Linked DNA regions of Homo sapiens: region 2 is linked to region 1. A link is a loop called in an ENCODE intact Hi-C map of the cell type or tissue named here. Cell type or tissue: heart right ventricle. All regions are shown on one strand.

Evidence for each region. Hi-C counts contacts between places; a loop is a spot of excess contacts. Peaks named below come from ENCODE experiments on the same cell type or tissue, not always from the same donor. Only the 100,000 strongest peaks of a DNase experiment are listed, where the experiment ranks them.
Region 2: it touches region 1 in a loop (4-fold over the local background); 2 of 110 quality-filtered maps call a loop at or near these places.

What each region holds. Positions count from the first base shown.
Region 1 is chr18:58,250,880-58,258,879 of GRCh38, forward strand. It overlaps NEDD4L (NEDD4 like E3 ubiquitin protein ligase), which reads left to right. Exons shown (of 31, transcript NM_001144967.3): 5 at 1,122-1,175. Among named protein-coding and RNA genes, the nearest start is that of MIR122HG, 190 kb to the right of the region's middle. In heart right ventricle, no CTCF peak of the experiment used is centred here; a DNase peak (open chromatin) is centred at 4,479; H3K4me3 peaks cover 4,380 bases; H3K27ac peaks cover 5,144 bases.
Region 2 is chr18:58,500,991-58,508,990 of GRCh38, forward strand. It overlaps ALPK2 (alpha kinase 2), which reads right to left. Exons shown (of 13, transcript NM_052947.4): 11 at 2,941-3,158. Among named protein-coding and RNA genes, the nearest start is that of ALPK2-AS1, 52 kb to the right of the region's middle. In heart right ventricle, no CTCF peak of the experiment used is centred here; no DNase peak of the experiment used is centred here.

The DNA.
Region 1 (8,000 bases):
TAGTAAATGATACCTGAGTTTGGAAGATGATATGGGCCATTTTGGTGAGGTTTTGGTAAGGAAAAGGAAGCAAAAAGATATGGAAAGCCCAGTAGCTCTGTCATTGCCTCACAGTTCCAGGTCTCTCTCATGGTTCACAGTCTAGGCTCTGGAGACAGGCAGCATAGACCTAGTGCAGGTCCTGGTTGCCCTACACATTAGCTGTGGGCTCTTGGGCAAGTTACTTCACTGAACCTCAGGGTCTCGGCTCCTCATTTATAAAATTGCGTGATAGTTATACATCATAGGATTGCTGTGAAGATTAAAGGAGATCATGGGTTGTTGATATTTAATAACAAGACAGTGCCTAAAAAGTAAGTGCACAGGCTGGGCACAGTGGCTCATGCCTGTAATCCCAGCACTTTGAGAGGCCAAGGCATGCAGATAGCTTGAGCCCAGGAGTTCAAAACCAGCCTGGGGAACATGGTGAAACCTCATCTCTACAAAAAAATACAAAAATTAGCCAGGCATGGTAGTCCAAGCTACTCAGGAGAGTGAGGCAGGAGGATCAATTGAGCCTGGGAGGTTGAGGCTGCAGTGAGCCATGATCATGCCACTGCAGTCCAGCCTGGGCAACAGAACAAGACCGTCTGTCTCTGTCTGTCTGTCTGTGTGTTTGTGTGTATGTGTGTGTGTGTGTCTCTCTCTACACACACACACACACAGATACATTCTTAAGCTATTACAATCTTCTTCATTATTTTTATCATTACTATTACTGCTATCAGGACTAAGAAATATCCTCAGGCATAGACATTTTTTGATCTACAGTCATGAGAATGCCTTGTACAGAGGTTAGGAACCCGTCAAAGCTATTTACAACTATCCTTTCTTATTTTAGAAAAACAGCTAAGAGCCTTCTCTTCTTTTGCTATGCCTAAATTTGGGGCAGAATAATATAGAAATCAGTAATAGGAAATTTGATTTAGTACACATAGAATTCCCAGAACAGCAGGATAATTGTTCATATTATACAATTGAGTTGGGCGCATTGTAAAGCAGTATGTTATTCTTTCTGTTCCTTACGTCGCTGTTCAAATGATTCCTGCTCGTTTAAAAAATACTATTTATGTTCCTTATAGGTAAACCCATCTAATCACAGACTCCTATTTGAAGTATTTGACGAAAATAGACTGGTAAGTGGATGCCTGTATTTGAATTTTGCTTCATTTTTTTATTAACTGGATTTTCAGAGCAGCGTCTTTAAAACTCTGTGTTTATGTTGTACTTAGGACAGTATATGTGCCCAAAAAGAAGACTGTTTTTGTCCCACTACGAGTTTGATGTTCAAAATCCTAACAAATAGTTTTATGTTGCTAGGATAAAAAATGTATTTGTATGTGTGTGTATTTTTATTGCAGTTAATGTTAACGAAAGCCACTGGTGATAGTACCAGCCCATATGCTCATGCTCTAATGTTGGGAATACAGAACGGTAGGCAGATCTCTAAAGAGGCCATCAGGAATGTAAACAAACTTTGCTCGGTTTTTAAATGAAAGCCAGACCATAGTACTGGGATGCATTCAGTAGCAAATCTATGGTAATTCTCTCAGGGAAAATAACAATCTAATTAACAACGTATAGCAAAAAGTGAATCTACATTTAGCAGGTAAAGTCAAGCCGTATTTTAAAAGTGGTTGCCTTCTTAAGAGAGAACCTTAGAAAGTACCTTTAAAGAAACAAAGATATGCCTGAGGCATATAACAGATACAAACTAACATTTTATATATAGATTGATGTATATATAATATGTTTATGAAGATCGACACATACATAACTGAAATAATTATGATTTCATTTTATTGTTTTTAATTTTTTTTAGAGAGAGGGTCTCCCTCTGTCACCCAGGTTGGAGTGCAGTGGTGCAGTCGTAGCTCACTGTAACCTCAAACCCTTGGGCTCAAGCAGGACTCCAGGATAGCTAGGACTACAGGCATGAGCCACCATGCCTGGCCAGATTTCATTTTAGAAATGGAATTTTTGAAGCACATTTTGCTTTCTTAACTATCTAAAACGTGTACATCAAGTAGCTGTGAACCAGGTGTTCCAACTATGAAAATGAACACTATCATGTTAAGTCCTTAAGGTACCTTCAGAAGTGACACTATAATTCAGTGCAGTCATTCTCAAATTTACCCTCTCTGAAACTTGTATGGTATGTTGACTGGTTAAAAGGTGTTCTTAAGAATCCTTTCTGCAGTATTCAATTGAAACTCCAGATTTTTAATAGCTGGACGTTAATAGAATATTTGAATTGGAGGAGCCTTATACAATAACTCATTTAACTCCTGTTGTTGTCGATGAGAAGAACCAGGTCTAGAGCCTTTACATAAACACATCAGTCAGTGGAGGTGCCAGGGTCTGACCTGCTGGCCTCCTAAGTCCCAGCCCAGTGATAGTTTGGGAATGTATTGAATCTCATATGATTAGTATTATTCTCCAAAAGAGAAAACTAACAGATTTTGGCCTACCATCCTAGTATCTTTTCCATTAAAGTATGGGATGTTGGGTGATGAACAGTCGTACAGTGTAACTAAACCACTTTTGTTGTATGCATCAAAGTACTTTCTTGTGAAATTGGATGAGAGATTCTGCTGAGGGTGCAGTTCTTGTCTCTCCATCTCTCATCCAGTGAGGACCAAGTGAGTTAAGCAGTATTGAGTAGTATAACAGTACGTTCCTGGAGACATGGGTGTGTCTGTAGACTAATCCTTATTCTCCAATTATTGAGTATAATATCTCTTGTTTAACATGAGGAAAGGGTCAAATTTGAGGAAAAATGGCCTCTTGTTTGATGTGTTTTAGTTCATTATTCTCTTCTATTAAGAGAAATTCACTGTTAAAAAATTGTTTCCCATTTCCGTATCTGAAATAATGACTGTAGTTGAGGTGATCTTGCCCTGGGTCTGAAATCATACTTCCAAACCAAAAAGGACTTTGAATACAAAACTTTTAAGAAATCTTGTATGAATACAAGCTATATCTGAAAAATTGTGTTTTATAATATTGATGCCTAGTTTTGCCCCAGGCCATCTGCAGTGTGGTTACTATGCAAAGAATGCTGGTGTTGCTGTTTTTTTTTTTTTCTTTGTTGGCTATTAACCCAGCGGAGACAATATGTGGCTATGGTAGTACTTGGAAGTTCTAGCATTACACAGACTAGCTTCCATTTCTCTCATAGAGGTCATTTTTGGCATTTAAAACACATACTTTTAGAAAACAGATTTGGATGTATGTAAACACAGGGTTAATCCACCACACTCTGGATGCTAGAGCTGTTGACAAAGTCATGCTTTGCAGATTTTAAAATAAACTTTTTGTTACTCTTACAGCTTGGTATTTTCCCCTCCTATTTTTTTTACCTCCTCTAAATAAACCTCTTTGTTAAATAATTGATGTTTCTGGATCATAGAAAATAGTAAGTTTAAAATACAGAATATTTCCAAGCTAACTACAAATCTGATGACAGTTTTTTGAGTGTGCACTTTTCCTTTTATTTCTTAGGTCCTTTTTGGTCCTTTGCAAACATAGTAAGATTCCATATTTGTGTCCCAACTGTGGTAATATTGCTGACTTCTTACTGGAAAACAGTCAGCTCTAGGTAGCATTTCTTCTGTGTGGTATTTAAGTTAAATTATTACCAAAAAAAAAAAAAAAAGCCCACATGCACTCCCTTCTTCAATTTTCCTTTTGTTTTTTGTTGTTTGTTTGTTTTTTGGTTGATGTTTTCTTTCCTACCTGACATATGGAAGACAATGTTTTCTCCAGCTGGGTTCATTTTCTCTTTGAAAAGGAGACACTTTGGTGTCTGCCAGTCATATGTGAGCTACACACACGTATACACCTTTTAAATGAAAAATGCTGTGATAGCAGGAGGGCTCTGCTTGGCTAACTGGTTGTGTAGCAAGTCGGGCCCCCTCCCCTCCACTTAGCTATTTTGTTACTTGTAGATCCTGCTCTAATTATTTAGCATTAAACGGACACTAACTCTGTAGGGTGTGTAATCGTATTTATAGTACTGTTTTATTAGTTTGCATTCCATCCTGGTAGTGTAGTGATGTCATAAATAACAGAAACATGGTATCCGATGCTTGGGAAGGGGTTTACCCGGTGGCCAAGCCATATTTTACTTGTCATTATTCCGTGTGGCGGAAGGTGGGAAAATACCGTGTGTGCTGTTAAACATGCCAGGTCCCTGCACTGGTTAGACAGAGTCTCAGTGCTGTGCTCCGTTGGGAAAGAAGTGCCCTGCGAATGTGATGTGGTTTAGATTTATAGCAGCGTGGCTTGCAGTGTGTTTGCTGCCTTAGTCAGCTGTGAGAGCGCCCTGCTGGGGCCACTCCTTTCTGATGGAAAAGCAGCAGCTGGGAAGGTGCTGTTTCAGGCTCTTGCTGTTTAAAAAAAAAAAAAAAGAGCGAGTAGGGGAAAACTCCTCTAAGTCCAGAAGCTGGCATTGGAGGGGGAGAGCGCGGTCATGTGGTTCTGGCCACCCTACCCTCTGTCACAGTGTGGATGAGAGCTTTTTGCTCTTATCCAATCATGCCTGGAATGCCGCTTGCCACTTGGGTTATTTCTGCTATCTGTCGCTCCCGGTGCCGCAGTGCTAACAGTTTGGCAGATGGGACACTTTTTCTTGGAATTTGTGTCTTTGGTTTGTGACTTCTGGCAGTGTCGGGCCTGTTGTTGCCGCTTGCCCTAGCCCTCCTGGCCCCCCTGGTCACCATGGCCCATCGGCTTCGGTTTCATTTTGGCTCTGGTCGCAGCAACACAGCCCCCGAATCAGACATCCTAGACCAGGAGAGAGAAGACGACTTCTTCATGGCATTCCACACCCTACCGCGGAGAAGCAGCCCGCACCCCTTCGCCCAGAACGGAGGGGAGGACGGCGGCGGAGGCCTGCAGGGAGGCGTGGGTGCGCTTAAGCGGAGCTCGTCCATGTTCATCCCGCAGCTCTTGACCAGCATCGACGCCCGCCCCACGTGCAGCTCCTCCGTGCAGATCTCCCTGCAGCGCAAGGCCACGGACGGGGCCACGGACGGGTGCGGGCCGCCCGAGGGCGCCGACGATGGGCCTCCATGCGCAACGCCCGACCCCAGGGACCAGGCCTCCGCCACTGCCACCACGAGGGCCTCGCCCCAGAGTGGCTCCCGGGAGCCCTCGCCGAGGGACACCCCCGGGAGCTCCCCTCCGAGGGCAGCCCGGGACCCAGGGCTCCAGGTCAACGGCACGTGCGGCCGCCGCGTGCGGTGCTCCGGCCCCGTGGACTGCGCGGAGGAGGCTGCCCCGGGCCTGCGCATCCAGCACCGCGCCTCCAGCGCCGACGTGCGCCAGGTGAGGCTGCTGCCCCTGGGCCCCGATGGCCAGGGCGGCCCGGCCGCGGCAGAGCCCAGGCGCTGGTCCCTGCAGCACGTTCCAGATGCTTCTGGAAGCTCTGGGAAGCGGTGTTTTGTCTTCCAGTTGCAGCAGCCCCAACAAGGCGCTTCGGGGCCAGGCAGCGACCTCAACTTTGGCTTCACGGGCACAAAGGGGGACAGGTTGGTGAGGTATCCTCGCATTCGGCTGGAGAGGAGCACCTCGTACCCCACGCAGCCCCGAAGCGAGCGAGGGAGCCCCACGGAAGATCGGGGAGCCCTGGAGGCATCGCCTCGAGCTGGCAGGATGGCTCCTGAAATCCGCAGGACGAACTCCGCGGAGAGGACTCCGCAGGGCCAGGGGTGCACATTTAAGATCAGGCAGGATCAGAACGCGGGGCAGCAGCATTTTAGAATTCTTGTAACCCGGGGGCCGGAAGAAGCTCCCCAGAATCCCGAGGAGAAAAGCGCCAAAAGCCCTGTTTCCACGGGAGCTGACACCACGGTAAGTTCACAGCGTGTTTACATGTGTTTACTGATTTCAACTTCGATGCTTACTCTGCGGCGTAACCAAAATAAAACCTCACCCTCTGTTCCGGGAGTTTCCCTGCTTCAGGCCAGTGGATCTGAATGTTTGGCCGAGTTCTGGCACGATGATTTGTGGTCCAGTGTTTGGTGCGCAAAACACCATTTCTGCAAATGTCTTCTGTAGGTCCTCAAAGTCAAAGAACTTTGTCTGTTTGGGAAATCCAAGCAGAATACCTTCCCCCTGCTTTTATTTTTCTGAATAGAAGAATTTCGAATAAAATTTGTTACTTTAATCTGCCAAAAAACAAGTCAGTGCCCCAACGTGCTGATGTTGGAATTGCATTTAAAAAGCTGCTTGCAAGTATAGCCTGTGACAATACTTTAAAAATAATCAGTTCTCGGAAAGGGGAGGATATTGCAAAGGACCTCAGTTTCGTCTCTTAATAGTTAAAATAGGTGAACGTAAAGTTTAGTGGAATTTGATTATCTGTCATGGCCTGTTTGCTGCAGGAGGTCAGGTCAGTCGTTGTTATATAATTTGCTTTGTTTTTTGTCCCATTAAGTAATACTGAACGAGAGTAGTGTCGCTTGTGGGATAGTGACATTACTATCCCACAAGTGACACTGCTAAGATACTAACAGATGCGTTTTTAAAGCACATTGGGTTATGGCCCAAGGCTAGGGGAAACTGATGGGGACTCGTTAATGGTCAGATGGCGTGGCGTGCAATTTAACACTGCACACTTGAGTGTCCAAGCCGAGGATGCTGTATATAGAATAGTAAGTACCCTGTCTCCAGCTGTGGAGAAATAGACGCCTTAGAACAGATTCTGGCCTTCCTGTTTCTCTGTTCCTGATCGCTCCCTTTCAGTGAAATGGAGTACAGAGAGACAGCTGCACGCTCCATCGACCAGGCATATGATGACTCTGCAGCTTTCGTGGTTTAGAGTGGAATGAAAAGTTTAATCAGTTTGGTTTCTTTTACTAGTAATCACTAGCCAGTGAGTGCTTTCTCCTAAAGAACAAGCTCCTTATATTTTGAATTGGATATTTTTTCTCCTGAATTTCATGTGACTGCCAGTTTGAGGATATGATTAGTAAATGTCTAGGGGACTTTTCTTTGGATTTCACTTATGAATTGTGATTTTGAAAAGTGAGCGTCTGAGTATTACTCTAGAATTGTATTGTCTTTTATTGCTTTGTGTTCAGAAATAAGTTTCGTCTTTCAAGTAAACTTTATCACTCCTCCATCATTGGTTTTCATCATTTTGAAGATACAATCAGATGCTTAATGAAAATTTATTTTTCTTCTTCTCTTTCCTTCCATGTATCTCCTTTCTTTCATTATCTCAAACTCTTCTATTGGGAAATGGCTAAGTGCTTTGTCTTGGTCTGAACCTATACCATGTATTACACAATGGTACAAATTTTGACAGTGTTTTGATATTATAGTAGCCTTTAACGCCCACCCCCAACAAATTACCATCATGACAGTTGTAGGCTTTGTTCGGCAACACAATTCCATGCTGAACTTGGACCACTTACCGCATGAAGATTGACAAAAATATATTTCCTAAAGTTTGATAACTATTCAATTATATTACCAAAAACTGAAATCACTTTGCAGTTCTGATGTGGAAGACAAAGGGATTCATACAATTAAACTCAAAAAAGTTCAAACTCATTTGGTTTGAACTTTCAAATGTAATTAGAAAACAAATCGAATAAACTAAAACTTATGTGTACCTTGCTTAAAAGGGCTATTCTAACTTGCAAGGCCTATGTAGTGAAAAACAAGTTTCTACACATTTGGAGAATATAAATTCTGGAATAAAGAGCTTTTCTTGGAGAGTAAGTTCCAACTAGTGAACAGTAGTTTGCATTTTCATATGTATGTATTTTTGTACACATACATAAATTAGTACGTGGTTAGTAAGCTGGTTTTCTTTTAAGCAAAACGATTTTTCTTTAAAAAACAAAACCAAAAGTGGTCACATAACAAAACCGCCTGCTCCATTCAGCAACTTTGTATGCATTTCATATGGACAGGGGTGTTAAGTTTAGGCAGCAGCTGCCACCGCC
Region 2 (8,000 bases), 250 kb after region 1:
TGGTGATAGAATTTGAGTTTAATTCTAATTCCAGTGTCTCTGTAAAATTATAAAAAGTGGAGTTTCCTTAGAGAATAGATGCGCTATCTCATGCCACAATGACAATGACAGTAAAAATATTTTTTGTCCATCAACAGAGAGTAAATAAACACCATTACTTAATGCCACACCACCACGTTAAACCACACACGTCATTTACAGAGAGATGTGATATTCCATTACTGTTGTTTACTAGTACCTGGAAGTGAAACTAACTGTGCATGAAGCCCTGGGTGCTGCTTTTCAGCATGAGAGCTGAATTTAATACAAAATTAATTCGCAAGGAGAAAAGATGGGGGACAGCAGCAATTGCACAGCCAGAGTCTAAATAGAACAAACAGCTGTCTGTTAAGACCATATGTTTTGTGTGTGTGTGGCAGCAAAGTCTCTTCAAAGAGTGAAGTCTGACTTAAATTTGCAGATTGGCTTCATCTGCAAGGCGGTAATGTTGCATTTCCCAGCTGGCTTGCAAGGAGTCCTTCCAAGGGCTTAGGAGGAAGAACCGTACACATACCAGAGCCCTCTAACATCAGGAGAGACTTGGAAAGGTCTGGAAGTAAATATCTTGCAAATTTGCTAAATTGTTATTTGTGGAAAGAACTTGGAATTCAGAGTCAGAAAATGCGGGTTGGAGTCTTGGACCCCTCTACTTACTAGCTGAGTGACAGCAGACAGAGACAATCACGGTCTCCAGGCCTCAGTTTTCTCTTCTGTAAAATGGGGATCATAATATCTATCTTCTCTGCAGGGTTATTATGAAGATTAAGTAAAAATAATAGAAAAAAATGAATGGATACAAAAACTGATGAAATCCAAGTCAAGTTTCTAGTGTAGTTGATTATATTCTGCCAATGTCAATCTCTTGGTTTTGATAATGTACTATAGTTATGTGAGATGTCACCATTAGGTGAAGCTGGTGAAGCATACGTGGGAATCACTCCATATATTTTTACAAATCCTTGTGAGTCTATAATTATTTCAGAATAAAGGCTGGGGCACAGTGGCTCATACCTCTAATCCCAGCACTTTGGGAGGCCAAGGCAGGAAGATCACCTGAGTCCAGGAGTTCAAGACCAGCCTGAGCAACAAAGTGAAACCCCATCTCCACACACACACACACACACACACACACACACACACACACACACACAAAGAAAAAAAAAAGGAAAGAAAAAATTAGCCAAGTGTGATGGCATACTCCCGTAGTCCCAGCTACATGGCAGGATGAGGCAGGAGGGTCACTTGAGTCCAGGAGGTTGAGGCTGCAGTGAGCTGTGTTTGCGCCACTGCACTCCAGCCTGGGTGACAGAGTGACACCCTGTCTCAAACAAATAAAAAAAAATGGGTTAAAAGAAATAGGAACCATTTATTATGTGGCAATGCTGCAATAAGCGCTTTACTATCTCATTTAATTCTCAAAACAACTCTGTGTGGAAGTTACTGAAGCACTGAGAAAGGTAATTTGCCCACAGGCTACCAGGCTGGAAGTGGCAGTGCAGGGAACAGAACCCCAAGGTGGTCTTGCTCTTCAACACCATGTAATAGCTAGAGCTTGAGATCCTCATCTGGGACAATATCTGACATTTGGTAGGCAGAAAATAATATAGTTCAGATTTTCTTAACAGCAAACAGAAATAGGAAACCCCTTGCAGCAGAAGCTGCTGGTGCCTTACCTATTGCCCACACCCCAACCACTTCTGTGCACCTGGCTCCACCTCTTAGTGCCACACCAGCATTTCTCTGCTTAAGAACTTTCTCTGATCATGTTTTTTATCCGGCTTAGCTTGCCCATGTGGGCAGGTGACAAGTGCAAGGGAGGTAATGCCCCCACCCAGAGCAGCCGCCAGCTGGTGATCCTGGTAGTTGGTGTATACACACTCCGGCTCCCTCACTGAGAAGTGTGCTTTGCAGGGCTCCCTGCAGATGTCAGCTCCAGCGCCCACGGCAGTCACTGGCTAATAATATACTCTACCAGTCGCCTTTCCTTCCCCAGTTGCACTTCCCTACTCCTCTACTGGCGTTTCCTGGGATCCCCTCTCAAATAAGCCATTTGTATGTGAGTACCTGTCTCAGGTCTGTCTTAGGGGAACCCTAACGATGACATCTCCATTCCATAGAAGAAATGGTATTCCTAAACAATTGTGTATACATTGAAAACATGCTATACATTCAGCAGAGAAGCTTAAAATCTAAAGCATTCTAAAGACTCTTTTGCCTATAGAGAATGAAGTACTACATCTTAATTTACCTTATGGTAGATCTGGATTTGAGAATATATTGCTGAGTTTAGGCCTATTGAGGATAGAACAGTAAAGCCAATCTCTGGTTACCTGTTGTAATGGGAAGGCATTATTGGCATGAATTATTGAAACGAAATGACCTCTAGACACAGTGGCTGACGCCTGTAATCCCAACACTTTTGGAGGCCAGTGTGGGAGGATCGCTAGAGCCCAGTAGTTCGAGACCAGCCTGGGAAACCGTCCAGGACGCTGTCTCTACAAAAAAAAAATTTTTTTTTAATTAGCCAGGTGTGGTAGAATGCATGTGCAGTCTCAGCTACTCTGGAGGCTGAGGTGGGAGGAATACTTGAGCCCAGGAGTTCAAGGCTGCAGTAAGCTATGATCGTGCCACTGTACTCCAGCCTGGGTGACAGAGTGAGACCCTGTCCCCCCCTAGAATTTTTTTAAATAAAAATAAAATGAAATGGCCCTCTGGCTGGTTATTTCAGGCTCCTTTATCAAATCTTGTTTCTGAGGAGGCATCAGTAACAGCTTCTGCAGGTAAAGGTGTTTCAAGGTACCCAGCAGGCCTATCCTTCCTCTCCCTCCCCTCCCTCTCCACCCACAGGAACATCTCTGGCCCACAGCATCCCTGGAGCCTGGGCTAAGCTGCTTTCCTCACCTTGCATGTCCGTCACCAGGAGGCAGCCACTTGTTTTCTGGTACACCCAGTGCTGGAAGGTGCAACATTTCTGACCAGCTTCTGATTCTCTTCTCAAGAAGTTTATTTCTTTCCCATCCCTGATGGAATACTTCACAAATTCTCCAATCAGCTCCTCCTCCACTGTAGCATACGGGATATTGTTCTCAGGCCGATGGATAAGAAAAATAGGAATGATCCTGGCAGGGAAGAGAACACAGGCGCACATCAAGGTCTCTACTGGGAAGAGAGGCTCCTGCGGCATTCTACTCTCTCCTGGAGCAGCACGGAGCATAGAATTTGTCCCCAATTCTGCTAGGTTTAGACTACAAATCCATCCAATGACTTTTTAGTGGGTAAGATATGTTTCTGTGTTTTATTTGTTGTTATAAATTCCTCCTTGGGAGGGGGTTTAATTGCTCATGTAGAAATGAATGTCTTCATTGTAGTCATATCTTAATGACCCATCAATCAATGACTATAATCTGTATATCCATTCATCCATTCATCTACTCACCCACCCATCCATTTGTCCATCCATTCATCCTTCCTTCCTTCCATCTATCCTTCCTTCCTTTCATCCATCCATCCATTGATCCTTCTTTCCTCTCATTCAGTCAACCAATATTTATTCAGTGGCCTGTATGTGTCAGATACTCTTCCAGATGCTATTCCTCAAAACAGCAATAAAGAAAACGGAGGCTGTGTTGTCAGGGCTCTCACCTTTAAATGAGGGAGACTGACAATAAACAAGTAAATGCATGGTGCTAAGCGCTAGGTGGGAAAACTCAGCAGTGAAGAGGAGACGGGCATGCGGTGGAGTGGGGCAGCTGTCTTATGTAGGGAGGTCAGAGCAGCCCTTGTTCATGGATAAAGAGCATTTGAGTAGAGGCCTATAGGAAGTGAGGGGAGCCATGAGGACATCGACGGTAGAGCATTCCAGGTCGAAGGCACCCCAAGGAGAAATGCTCAGGGCAGGAGCAGCACTCCTGGCGTGCAGCGGGAGTGCAGGGAGCCAGGGAGATTGGCAGAGGTTGGGGGAGGCAGAGGGGACAGGAAGTCAGGCCTTGGGGGACCTGGGAGACCATTTGGAAAACTTTCCCCTTTGTACTGAGTTGGATGAGAAGCCATTGGAGGATTTGGGGCAAGTGGGGAAGGGACAGGAGGAGATTTCTGCATGACAAAGATCACTGCCTCTCTGTGGAGAATAGGCCAGGGGCAGGGCAGGGAGACCGGGGCCAGGTAATGATGTCCAGGGAGCTGGAGCGGTGATCAGATATGGGATGGAGTTTCCAGCATTATCCATTTGCTGCCACATCATCCTACATGATGATTTCCTACCTACCTCTCTCTCTTCAAAGCACCTACACCTCCTCCCCCAACCGCACCCTCAGCTTCCTGTTTCAGTGTGCAGACTGAAGGTTTAGGAGGACCTCTAAGTGCTGCCACAAGCACATCCATACTCTCACCTCCCGGTCTGTGCCCACACACTGCGCCCTCTTCCTACTACGATGAGCCATCCCTGCTCCATCCTGAACCACCTCCTCTACAGGTGCCCTGGTCCCCGCCCCTCTCAAGTCCTCCAGGTATTGCTCCAGCAGTTTTTCCTTTCTCTCCTCCATCAATATTCCCTCTACAGAATCATTCCCAAGAGCCTAGCAGCATTCCATGATAGCTACACAGCATGGCGACCCCACAGCCCACCCCAACTACTGACTCACATTCGACATCGAAACGCAAATCCGCTGTAGACTCGCTGTCTCCAGTACCTCCCCTCCCATTCTCTCTTAAGCATCTGAAAGAGGCTTTCCCTCGAAAGAAGCCTCTATCAAGGGCAGCACGACCATCATGCTGTTAAGTCCAGTGTTCTCTTCTCGGCCCCCACCCCCTTTGCTCTCAGCAGCTCTGGGCACAGTGGATCTCTCACTTCTTTCTGATACGGCTTTCCCTGGCTTCCTCAAGGCTTTTCTCTGCTTCACTGGCTACCTCTTCTCTGTCTCTTCTGTGAGTTCCTCATCCTCTCCCCTTTAGACTCTGGAGGGCTCTGGAACAGCTCTTCTCTCTCTGCCCACAATCCCTAGCGACTTCCTTGCTTTAAATACCGTTCAGATGCCGATGGCTTCCACATTTATGTCCCCAGTCCAGCCCTGTCCCTGAGTTCCCTGCCCACCATCTCCACGTGATGTCTCATGGGCATCTCAAATTTAACTCTGCATTGGGCACACATGGCCATAAAGATGGCAACAGTAGACACCGGGGATTCCAAAAGAGGGGAGGGAGGGAGGAGGGTAAGGTTGAAAAACTACCTATTGGGTGCCATGTTCACTATTTGGGTGATGGGTTTAGTTAAAGCCCAAACCTCAGCATCACACAATACAGCCACGTAACACACCTGCACATGGACCCCATGAATCTAAAAAAAAAAAAGGAAAAATAAAAATAAAAACCAACCACAATAAAAACATTTAAATGATATTTAAAATTTTACCATGGCAGAAACTGAAGAGCTCATTTGCCCCCACCCCCCACATCTGCCTCCTCTCAGTGACTGGCAGCTTGTGAAAACTGAAACAATCAATTCATTCAATGAACATCCACTGAATAGCTGTGTCAGAATCCTGAAGACTCACCAGGAGGGCAGAGGTGACTAAGACACAGTCCCTGCCTTCCAGGGTCAGCCGTTGGGGAAGGTGCATGGAGAAGCAAAGCCCAGCACATAGTAAATGCTCCTGGCTCAAAATAAGTGTTTGGCAAAATATGAATGAATGAATGAATGAATATATATGTATGTATAATATTTATATATGTTTCTCAATTTCAGCACTGTTGACATCTGGACAGACAGTTCTCTGTGGGGGTGGCAGGGGGCCGTCCTGTGCACGTAGCCTGTTTAGCCGCCTCCCTGGCTTCTACTTCCCAGATGCCAGTAGTCCTTCCCGAATCCTGATCATCAAAAGTGTCTCCATAACCACCACTGTCCCCTGGGGGTTGTGAACCACTGACAGAGAATCTGATCTTACAAATTTGTAAATAGCCAGAGAAGAGATCACCTAGTTTAACATTGACCACGTAGATACCACTTTCAAGGGCCTAAAATAGAACCACTGATGGCGGGCCATAGAGGCAAGAGGAAAATGTGAGATGCTGACTTTTGATGTTCATTAATTTTTTTTTAGTACAAAATGTTTGTCAAATGAGTAAATCAACAAATAGGCTGTAATTATCTAATGTAGGCCCCTAACTATATGTTTAATGGATCAGAAGATCGACTTCTGGGAGGGACCAAGTGATCAGAGTGAAATGGCGGCGGGGCAGCTATAACAGAGACCTATGCATGCAAAGACGTGACCAGCTGCCCTGGGGTAGGGATGGGGCAAAACCCCACAAAGAGCCCTTAAATGAAAATGCCTCAAAAATGGCATGGGTTTTGAATCAGGATCTTTAAAGGTAATTGTGTAGAATAATCCCATATAACATAGTGGCCACACAACGTCAGGAAAAGTTGTGGGGGTAGCAGAGATGGGTGAGCTCCTCTGCTGCCCATGTGGTTCCTTTCTCCCTTGAATAGCGCTAGGACAGACCTGGTCACTTCTCTCTTGAGAGGGAACGTGGGCCTCTAGACCCCCTCTCCCAGTGGAATGAACACGTAAGGCTTGTCTTTCACAATAGGAAGGAAAGCTCGAGCTGGGACCTCAGGTTCTGTGATTGCCACTCAGGAAACCACCTTTGCAAAGACTGTAACAGTGAGAAAATTATGACAGTGAAAGTGATCTGACCTGACTCCATTTTCCCTTTAACCTTCAAGCTGCCCTTGTTCATTCCTGGGCAGAGGCCAAAGTAACTTTGGGAGGAATTTAGTTTATACTTTAACAAACACAGATGGTAACAGCCCCTCTCCAAAACAAAGCACCTCCTTACTTGGGGATCAGACCACCTTTGTAAAACCAACAACTTGGCCACAGGATTAGAAATTATGGCTCAGGTGTCATGCAGCCAGAGGCCATGATATTCCTACCTCCCCACTTGCTCCCATAGATAACATTACTAGTGTAAATCCTAAGACTAGTGTTTGAGGTATTTTTCAGACCCTGTATTCTGATGGATCAGCTGGTACCACCCAGACTGGTAAAACTGGATCATCTGGTCTTGTGGCCTTCACCCAGGAACAGACTCAGTGCAAGAGGACAATTTAGTCTCCCTGATTCCATCCCTGACTCTACTAATAATAAACAATCCCTATTTCCTAGCCCCCTGCATTCTAAACTATTAAAACAAACAAACAACAAAAAAAACCCAGGCCTCCAAATTTTCAGGGAGGCTGATTTGAGTAATAATAAAACTCCAGTCTCCCATTTAGCCAGTTCTGTCAGAGATGTGTGAACCAGAGCAGCTCCATCTTGAATAGGAGCTGGGTAAAAATAAGGCTGAAACCTACTGGGCTGCATTCCCTGATGGTTAAGGCATTCTAAGTCACAGGATGAGATAGGAGGTTAGCACAGGATAGATAGGAGGTTAGCACAGGATACAGGTCATAAAGACCTTGCTGATAAAACAGCCTGAAATAAAGAAGCCAACTAAATCCTACCAAAACCAAGATGGCGACAAGAATGACTTCTGGCCTTCCTCACTGTTACACTCCCACCAGTGCCATAACAGTTTACAAATGCCATGGCAATGTCAGGAAGTTGCCTATTTATATGGTCTAAAAAGGGGAGCATGGATAACCACCCCCATAAAAAGGGGCAACCAGCAGCCCTTGGGGCTGCTCTGTCTATGGAGTAGCCATTCTTTTATTCTTCTACTTTCTTAATAAACAGGCTTTCACTTTACTCTATGGACTTGCCCTGTATTATTTCTTGCGTGAGATCCAAGAACCCTCTGTTGGGGTCTGGATTGGGACCCCTTTCCGGTAACAGCTCTATGTATAATAAACTCTTTTTTTTTTTCAATTATACTTTAAGTTTTAGGGTACATGTGCACAACCTGCAGGTTTGTTACATATGTATACATGTGCCATGTTGGTGTGCTGCACCCATTAACTC